Regions from separate parts of the Homo sapiens genome. Here all the other regions are linked to region 1. A link is a contact called in ENCODE Hi-C or POLR2A ChIA-PET data. All regions are on one chromosome and are shown on one strand. Each heading gives the region's core, a stretch centred on a gene start or an enhancer-like site at or near the end of the contact. The rest is flanking DNA. Distances are from core to core; before and after follow the strand shown. Region 1 overlaps PALLD (palladin, cytoskeletal associated protein). Region 2 overlaps LOC105377529 (a long non-coding RNA gene). Region 3 overlaps PALLD (palladin, cytoskeletal associated protein).

What was found. A loop is a pair of places that touch in the nucleus more often than their neighbours do. ChIA-PET counts read pairs that join two places held with the same protein, here RNA polymerase II (POLR2A). Pooled maps may share reads with other maps.
Region 2: a map with no recorded cell type shows a loop between it and region 1 (10-fold over the local background). The contact joins two enhancer-like sites. A Hi-C loop is called at or near these places in 4 of 37 single-sample maps with no recorded cell type and 4 of 50 pooled maps.
Region 3: a loop to region 1 is called in a pooled map, with 2.1 times the contacts of the local background. The contact joins two enhancer-like sites. A Hi-C loop is called at or near these places in 1 of 168 maps with a recorded cell type or tissue (IMR-90) and 7 of 50 pooled maps. POLR2A ChIA-PET finds 5 or more read pairs at or near these places in 4 of 52 experiments (BJ, RWPE1, activated CD4-positive, alpha-beta T cell and 1 more).

The regions. Positions count from the first base shown.
Region 1 is chr4:168,853,195-168,855,937 of GRCh38, forward strand. The region is part of intron 10 of PALLD (palladin, cytoskeletal associated protein); the gene reads left to right. LOC102723331 (a long non-coding RNA gene) reads right to left here. Exons shown (of 2, transcript XR_007058358.1): 2 at 1-2,743. Among named protein-coding and RNA genes, the nearest start is that of CBR4, 160 kb to the right of the region's middle. Within about 2 kb of position 1,342, at least 11 of the 41 ENCODE cell types and tissues checked have a DNase peak (open chromatin) inside an H3K27ac peak, as active enhancers do.
Region 2 is chr4:169,292,141-169,294,883 of GRCh38, forward strand. The region is part of intron 2 of LOC105377529 (a long non-coding RNA gene); the gene reads right to left. Among named protein-coding and RNA genes, the nearest start is that of SH3RF1, 23 kb to the left of the region's middle. RefSeq lists enhancers at 1,189-1,258, 1,269-1,388. Within about 2 kb of position 1,396, at least 3 of the 41 ENCODE cell types and tissues checked have a DNase peak (open chromatin) inside an H3K27ac peak, as active enhancers do.
Region 3 is chr4:168,514,257-168,516,999 of GRCh38, forward strand. All of the region lies in intron 2 of PALLD (palladin, cytoskeletal associated protein), which reads left to right. The region is part of intron 1 of LOC107986198 (a long non-coding RNA gene); the gene reads right to left. Among named protein-coding and RNA genes, the nearest start is that of PALLD, 19 kb to the left of the region's middle. Within about 2 kb of position 1,342, at least 5 of the 41 ENCODE cell types and tissues checked have a DNase peak (open chromatin) inside an H3K27ac peak, as active enhancers do.

The DNA.
Region 1 (2,743 bases), core at 92-2,591:
TAATTACTAGCTTTTCCCATGTGTGTACAGACATTTTTTTCCTTAGAAATTTTGGCCTTAAAAGTCAAATACAGGTTGTTTTACAGATGATCAATGGTCCTTCTAGAAGAAGTCCACAGAAGCTCTCAGATGCCCTCTAGACCAGCCTTTACTCACTCCTCTGTCAGCATCCTCCCTCCCAGCTCGCATTTTACCAAAGCTAGAAAAGACCCTCAAGGGCCTGGGTGCGTGGAATTATTAGAGACCAGATAAAAGACATGTAAGGAGTGCTGGTGTGGCAGATGCTGCGAAAAAAATGTGCCACAACCTCTGAGGGCAGGAAACTGAAAGACCTCGTGTGGTTTGGAGGCCTGAGGAAAGAGCCTCAGGAAGTGATGTTTGACCTGACATCTGAAGGCTAAATGGGAGACAGAGACAGGTGTGCAGTCAGGAGGAATCGCACATTGAAGGGAAGGGCTGAGACTCTGAGAATGGGGGTGGGAGGGAGAAAAGAAGAGGCTACAGGGGGCGACCAGGCCTGGTGGGCCAGGTGAAGGAATTTGGAGTTGATCCCAAGAGCAAGCGAAAGTCACTGGGGACAGGGAAGTCAAGAGTCACAGGATTCCATGTGGTTTTTGAAACTGGCTGCATGGAAGAGAACAGCGTGTGGGAGAAGTGTAGGAGAGGGAAAGGCAGGACTCATGATGGTTGAGATGAGACGGATGGAGACAGGCAGCTCTGACTTCTGCGGTTCTGACTTGTGAAACAGGATCAGGGATGGTGCCACTGACTAAAGAGGAAGAGAGGATTCCAGTAACAACTAAGCACTATTCTCTTTTAATCTCTGCAACAGCCCTACTCTGTGGGTTCTATTATTACCCCATTACATAGATGAGAAAACAGAGGTACGAAAGATTAAATTTGTCTAGAGTCTCCTGGTAAGTGTTCAGTAAATGTTTGCTACTACTGCCTCTGTTTACTCATGGAGTCATTCATTCATTCATTCATTCATTCATTCATGGATGGTATGCTGTATCTAAGATAATACATTGTTGAACAGAATAGATGTGAACTCTGCTCTTGAGAAAGACTGGTAGTGGGAGAAAAAGACAATAAACAAGCAGTTATCTTGCTTGGACAAGCTGGTCAGGGATGGTAGGACGGTCTAGGTTTCTTAGACTGGAATGTTACAATTCTAGCTCTTGCATAAATCTTGGATGGATATACAGAGGAAAAATACGTATTGACAAAGCCAAAAAAATGTTTCCCAGATGTTCTCTGAGGTTCCACAGGCATCCCCAATGAGTTAGATCAGAAGTAGGCCCTGTGCCGATTTTGTAGGTGGGAAGCTGAAGATGCAAGAAGAGAACAGCCGTGCAGCTGTGCTGAGGTCTCAAAGAGCAAGGGTTCCAGGTGCCGCCGCTCCTGCTGTCCAGCAGGTTCAGCTGCCTTTGGGCCCACCAAGGTAGGAAATGGCCCATATCTGACTGCCTCTGTACAGGTCAAATCACAGCTCCCTGTTCTCTACTATATATAGTAACGACCTTACATAAGAGTGCTATTAAAAAAGGACGACAGAGAGGAAAAGAGAATGCCAGCTGAATTTTTTCCACTAAAGCTCATTTTTAACAGATGTGTTTTCTCTGTTTCCACAATGACAGTGTACCAGGGGACTGTTCTCCAGGTCAGGAGGGAAGCAACCCAGGTACTTGTAGGACTGTAATTGGGTCCGTCTGTGCTGAGCACAACAATAAAATTACTTGTACTTCCCTTTTTATTTAATGTTACTCTCCTCATCAGTTCCCATTTTCCTGATATTTGTGGGAAGGAGGCCATGAAGAAGGATGAAAACACTGTAAAAATAATTTAAACTAAACTTTACAATATATTTGGGATAATGCTGAGAAGGAATGTTCTTTTTTTTTTTTTTTTTTTTGAGACGGAGTCTCACTCTGTTGCCAGGCTGGAGTGCAGTGGCGCGATCTTGGCTCACTGCAAGCTCCGCCTCCCGGGTTCAAGCGATTCTCCTGCCTCAGCCTCCAAAGTAGCTGGGATTACAGGCACATGCCATCACGCCCAGCTAATTTTTGTATTTTTAGTAGAGACAAGGTTTCACCATGTTGACCAGGATGGTCTCGATCTCTTGACCTCGTGATCCACCCGCCTCGGCCTCCCAGAGTGCTGGGATTACAGGTGTGAGCCACCTCGCCCAGCCTGAAAAGGAATGTTCTAAGTTCAGCAAAATGAGTGATTAACATGTAAGTGGTACGTCTATCTTAAATGCTTTAAATTATAATTCATGATTTTTTAATTAAGGCTTTCTTATTCCATCTGATCTCTTATACACTCTAGTACCCAGTGATACACAAATTTTGTTAATTTTGGTAAGTCAGTCTGTCTGTGCAGTGTGTGACCTTGACATTATGTAATATGAATGGGATGGCTACGTGTTCCCTTTTCCCCAGGACAGTCAATCTGCCAGTTGTCTAGAGTTCTATATAGTTCAGCCTTTGTCCCAGATTAAAGGGCCCACATTTGGACACTGAATTATTTACATGACCGTCCTGAATACTAATAGCTCACATTTATCAAAGGCATGCTTGAACATTGCTCAAAATACTTCACATGTACTACCACATTTCATCTTCACAGTCTAGGAGGGAAGTGCTATCATGACCCCCATTTTATTTATTTTAGATTCACTGGTTACATGGGCAGGTTTGTTACAAGGGTATATTCATGATGCTAAGGTTTGGGTTTCCAT
Region 2 (2,743 bases), core at 146-2,645, 440 kb after region 1:
GCAATTTGAGAGACTGAGGTGGGCGGATCACTTGAGGTCAGGAATTCAAGACCATCTTGGCCAACATTGTAAAACCCCCGTCTCTACTAAAAATACAAAAATTAGCCGGGCGTGGTGGCAGTTGCCTGTAACCCCAGCTACTTGGGAGGCTGAGGCGTGAGAATCACTTGAACCCTGGAGGCGGAGGATCAGTGAGCCCGAGATCACACCACTGAACTCCAGCCTGGGCAACAGAAAGAGACTGTCTCAAAAAAAAGAAAAAAAAATTGGTCTGCACTGATCAGCTGGGTTGTTCTCCTTCTTGTCTTTTCTCTTGTCTATGGATCCCATGGGCCAAGCTCTCTTCAGTAACCTCAGAGCTCTGACCCTTGCCTCAAGGTACCTCTCAGGCCCCAAGCTCTCTCTGGCCTGAAGGATGCTCCGGCCCAGGTCCAGTACAGGCCCTCTCTGTATTGAATCCCCACAGCACCTAAAACCCTGCATGCCCTTCCTTCTGCCTCCTAGGCTCCATTTGAGAAGGAGTTACAGTTACATGGAGCTGGGAGAGGAAAAGGAGACACAGAGGTGCACGTTAGGTAGCTGTGGTAGAATATGTGAGGAAAATGATTCTTAGAGCCAGCTAACCTATCATTTAAGTAGGAAGACGGGCAAAAATATTTCCAGACCTGAAAACCCTCAGAAATCCTCTTTCTCGAGTATTTTTATGAATAGGTAATGTGAAGATGTCCTCAAGCAAACAAGAGAGTAAAACAAGAAAGAAGAAAATGTGAGCACTAAGAAAAAGTCAATCCCGGCAGGGAGCACAGTGCGGGGCCGTTCCCGAGTATGAGCGGTGCAGCAGGCCTGGAGAGGAGCCAGGTCAACCGGAGCACACGCACAGAACTCCAGAAGGGAGGGGGCCGCAGACGAAACAGCGCACGGGAGGGAACGGAAGAACCTAAGGATGGGATCAAAGAGAGGCAATCTGAGTCCTTCCAGTCAACTTTTATTTGAGATGTGATAGGATCATTCAGGGCCGATCACATCAGGGATCCCACTCAAAATGTACCGTATTTAGGTTCATATCCCCAGGGCCAAGTTGAAATCAAACCAATCTCTGAATAACGATATAGGATATATGTAAAAGGCCAATGAATGCGATACACTCTGCTCAAATTCAGACACCTGAGGTCTCAAAATAACTCATTTCAAAACTTGGATTCCCACTTTTGTCCTGCCTCCATTCATTCTACCTAAAGAAAACCAAACTAAAAAATAGGCTTGTGGTTCCAGTCTAGCTTATAAGAAGTTGCTACTGTTTCCCACCACAAATAAAATGCAGAACAAACTGAAAAATCAACAATTCTATTCTTAGATCCATAAGAGAAGTGAAGTCACAGGGCAAACCGCTGCCCCCATAATGGAGCAACTGAGCGGAAACCCACAAGCTGAAACCTCTCAGGAACCTGTGTTGGGGAAGGGAAACCTGAATTGCAACTGATGAATTGCTGGAGGCTCAGTGTGGACAAGTTTGAGAGATATTAATAAATATTCCAGGGGACTGAGTCCCCCTCCAGGAGCTCAAACAGTTCCTCGCAGTGAATATTGGAGACGAATCCTCTCCTTCTGGCATGGGGAGGAGAAAAGGAACCATTTTGAAATACGCCAGAAAACTGTGTTCTTAACAATGCCTGCCCTCAGGAGAAACTATTTAACCAGAGCCTAACCTGCTGGGGTTTCATCAGACCCTAACTGACCCAGGGAAAATAAATGCCCAACTCCAACCCACTCTAGCCATTCAGTCCACCTGTGCAGGGTGGGAACTGAGACACATCTGTGAAGTTCACAGTCCAGAGGCACAGGCTGCCTAAAGAACAGATACCTAATTGTGAAATTATAGAACACTTCCCCACCCCAACACCATACCACCACATTACTAAAGGCTAATCGACAGCAGTTCCTTTTAACCAGTGCCTCATGTCCAGCTATCAAGAAAAAATTACAAGACATATTGAAAGGCAAAAATGTAGTTTGAAGAGACAGAGAAAGCCTGAGAACCAGCCTAAAATATGTCAGGGATGGTGGAATTATTAGGCTGGAAATTTAAAACAACTATTATTAACATGCTTAGGGCTGTAATGGATAAAGTAGACAGCATGCAAGAACAGATGGGCAATGTAAGCAGAGGGATGGAAATCCCAAGAAAGAACCAAAAATAAATGCTAGAGCTCAAAAGCAGTGTAATCAGAATGAAGAATGTGTCTGATGGCTTATTAGCAGACTGCACACAGCCGAAAAAGAATCTGTAAACTTGAAGATACCTCAGTAGAAACCTCCCAGACTAAAGAGCAAACAGAAAAAGAAGACTGAAAAAAAAAACAAAAAACCAGAACAGAATATCCGAAAAGAGTGGGACATACACAAATGGAAACACCAGAAGGAAAAGAATGAGAGAAAGGAACAGAAGAAATATTTGAATAGCAATGATTGAGAATTTCCCCCAAATTGTCTTCAGTCACCAAACCATAGATTGAAAAAGCTCAGGGAACACAAAACAAGATAAATTCCAAAAGAAAACTCTACCTAGGCATATCATTTTTAGACTAGAAAATCAGAGGTAAAGAAAAAATATCCTAAAAGAAGCCAGAGAGAAAAAACTTTGCCTATAAAGGAGCAAAGATAAGAATTATATGTGACTTCTCAGAAACCATGCAGGCAAGTAGAAAGTGGAATGAAATACTTAGCGTGGATGGAAAAAAACACC
Region 3 (2,743 bases), core at 92-2,591, 340 kb before region 1:
GATCCTTTGCTCACTAACACAAGCTTTGCTAGTGTTGGTTTCTTAATCTGACCTCATTGTGCACACACATGAAGTAAAAATTAGCATTACTGGCTGAAAAGTGGTGTGATTACAGGTGGGCGATTTTTTTCCCCCGACCAATTTGTTCAACTAATTCACTTTGAGTCAGCTTTACAGTAATTTTACTATAATTCTTTAAGAAACTGACAGCAGGGGGCAGTAAAAAACTTTTTCATGTGTTCATTTAATTAAATATGTCGTTCTAAATTCTGCATTTATATGTTATTTATGTAGATTATTTATACAGATTTATATACATGAAGAATTTGTTTCTTACATTTTACCTTTGACAGAAATGAATGTTTCAGATTCTATTTAGATTTTTTAACCTATCAATCTTGCAAATAAATAATTTTCATTAGACATTCATTCTCATGTCACTCAAAACAGTTCCACAGGTTTTCAAACTACATATGGTTCCACCTACATTTACTTCCAAAATAACCCTTGAAGTATACTACAACCTTTAAAAAATGACAGAAAGCAGTCCATTTAGCATTGAAGGATTAATTCAGGTGAACAGACCATAATTACTGTATTAAAATTCACTTAACCATTTGGTGATTCTAGGGGTCATCAAATTCACACTTCTGCCTCTTTGGGGGTAGCAGAACTAAAATTTAATTTAGTTAGTATCTGCAGTATTATTAACTAGTTTTCTCTTATTCTGCAGTCTATGAAAGTCCAAACTTGACAAATTATGCCCTTCTAGAATAATTAAGTCTCATAAAATGTTCCATTGTTGAAAGTTAGCTGGTCATGTTTGTATCCTATAGAGTTTTTTGGGTTTGGAGGCTGTTTTTGTTTGAGAGGGAGAGCATAGATGCTCATTGGATTTTTTAAATTTCTGTTCCAAAGATCTTGATCCTCCTTGTCATGTATTTGTAAGTGCACCAGACGCCTAAGAACATTGAGCTCTTTTGACCACATGAGACATATGACAGTCATAAGAGAAAATCTTTGAAGGAAATTTTCTATCAGGAAGAAAACCTTTATTAAAGATTTCCTGCAATGGGGCATTTTAGAACCTGACTCAGACTGTGTCAGTCCAGAGGACCTAGGACCTGGAGCTTAGGCAGACCTATTGATTGGCAGGCCATTTCCTGAGGTCACAGAAGCAGTTGACAGACGTGTGGAGAGGCAAGGAGATGTCAGGAGAATCTAAAGCAAGCCATAAGCAGAAGCCCAAGAGACACTGGTTGGTGAGAGCAGAGACGCTCCTCAGTGTTGGGTAGTTGGCAGCTGTACTGGGAGGTAAGTGAGGTATGGTGCCAAGAAGCTTGGCGGTTGGCCAATGGAAAGGTCCAGGCTGACTTATAGGGAATGCGTCACAGGAAAACATGGCAGCAGACAGTAGGATCAAGATACAGGAGCTGGAACACGGGGGAGAAACCTTTACCTTGCAAGAGTTTAAGCAAGTGAAAGTTAGGACCATAGCTCCAGAAAGACAAAAGAACAGAGCAGAATCTTAGTGACTCAACTGGGTCCAGATTAGGGAAACCAATTGCTAGGTTAACATGCCTGGGCTACTAAGCAGCTGGCTGGAGCTTAGATTAAACAACAGAGATTGTTTGCTTTTGAAAGCTGGCATGATGAACCTTACAAATGTGGATAAAGAAGCCCCCACTCAGGGAAGAAGTAACAGAAACAACAGGGTAAAACCAGGCCAGTCACTTCAAGGCAAGGCATTTGTACTTCACATGCAGTCACTTCACCCTCTCACACTGTGTGAACACCACTTATGACTACAAACAGGACTGAAAATATGTTTTCCTCCTTTATTATTGCATATCCAACAAAATCTCAACAAGAGAAAGAAGAGCTGATAGAAGAAAACCCTATGCATAAAAAAGGACGTTATATACAATTGAGGTAGTATTCACATGATATGCAAATTATATTAACAATTTGAATTACTACATTAAATGAAATCAAGTCAGAATTCATTTTTTCTCTGCTTATGCTCAAATGTCCCATATTCTCATATACTCCTTCCAAACAGCATAAAGACCTGTTCCCTGACATCACTCACCTTCCCTGTTCTCTCCACTCTTGACTTTGTGAGTTAGTAAAAAATTTGTGAAGAATTTTAGTTCAAAATTACCTCCGGTATTATAAAAAGGAGGCCTTATATTTTTAAAGGTATTTATTTATTTTTAAAGGTATTATTTATTTATTTTAAAGGTATTTATACCTTTAAAAATATTTTATCAACTGTATGTTTTAAACCATTTAAATGTAAGGAGACTGGGATCAAAAACTGTGAAATGATGTGCCTAGTAATACAAAAATCATTCATTAGTCATGGAGACTGGAGTATAACTCAGCTCTTATGATTCTTGATCCCATGCTGCAGTTGTTAATGAGAAGACTTAGCCACTGTCACTGTGGAGTTAGAAGTTATGCATAGCTTACTGAAAGCCTCCAGAAATGGAGATAGTGGAATTGCCACCTTTAAAAATCTACGCTTGGAATTCATATTCCAAATATCTTCAAAGAAAATGGTAGCCTGGCAATTTCCAGTATCTTTCTCTATGGAAAAAGAAAACAAATCCCTTCATGGGTATCCTTCCCTTTTTTTGTATTAAGTTAATCATGGTCAATCAACAGAAAATATTTTTTAAGGTGGGTATAGTTAGTGTAGAAACATTCAGTGTTGGGTAGTTGGCAGCTGTAGTGGGAG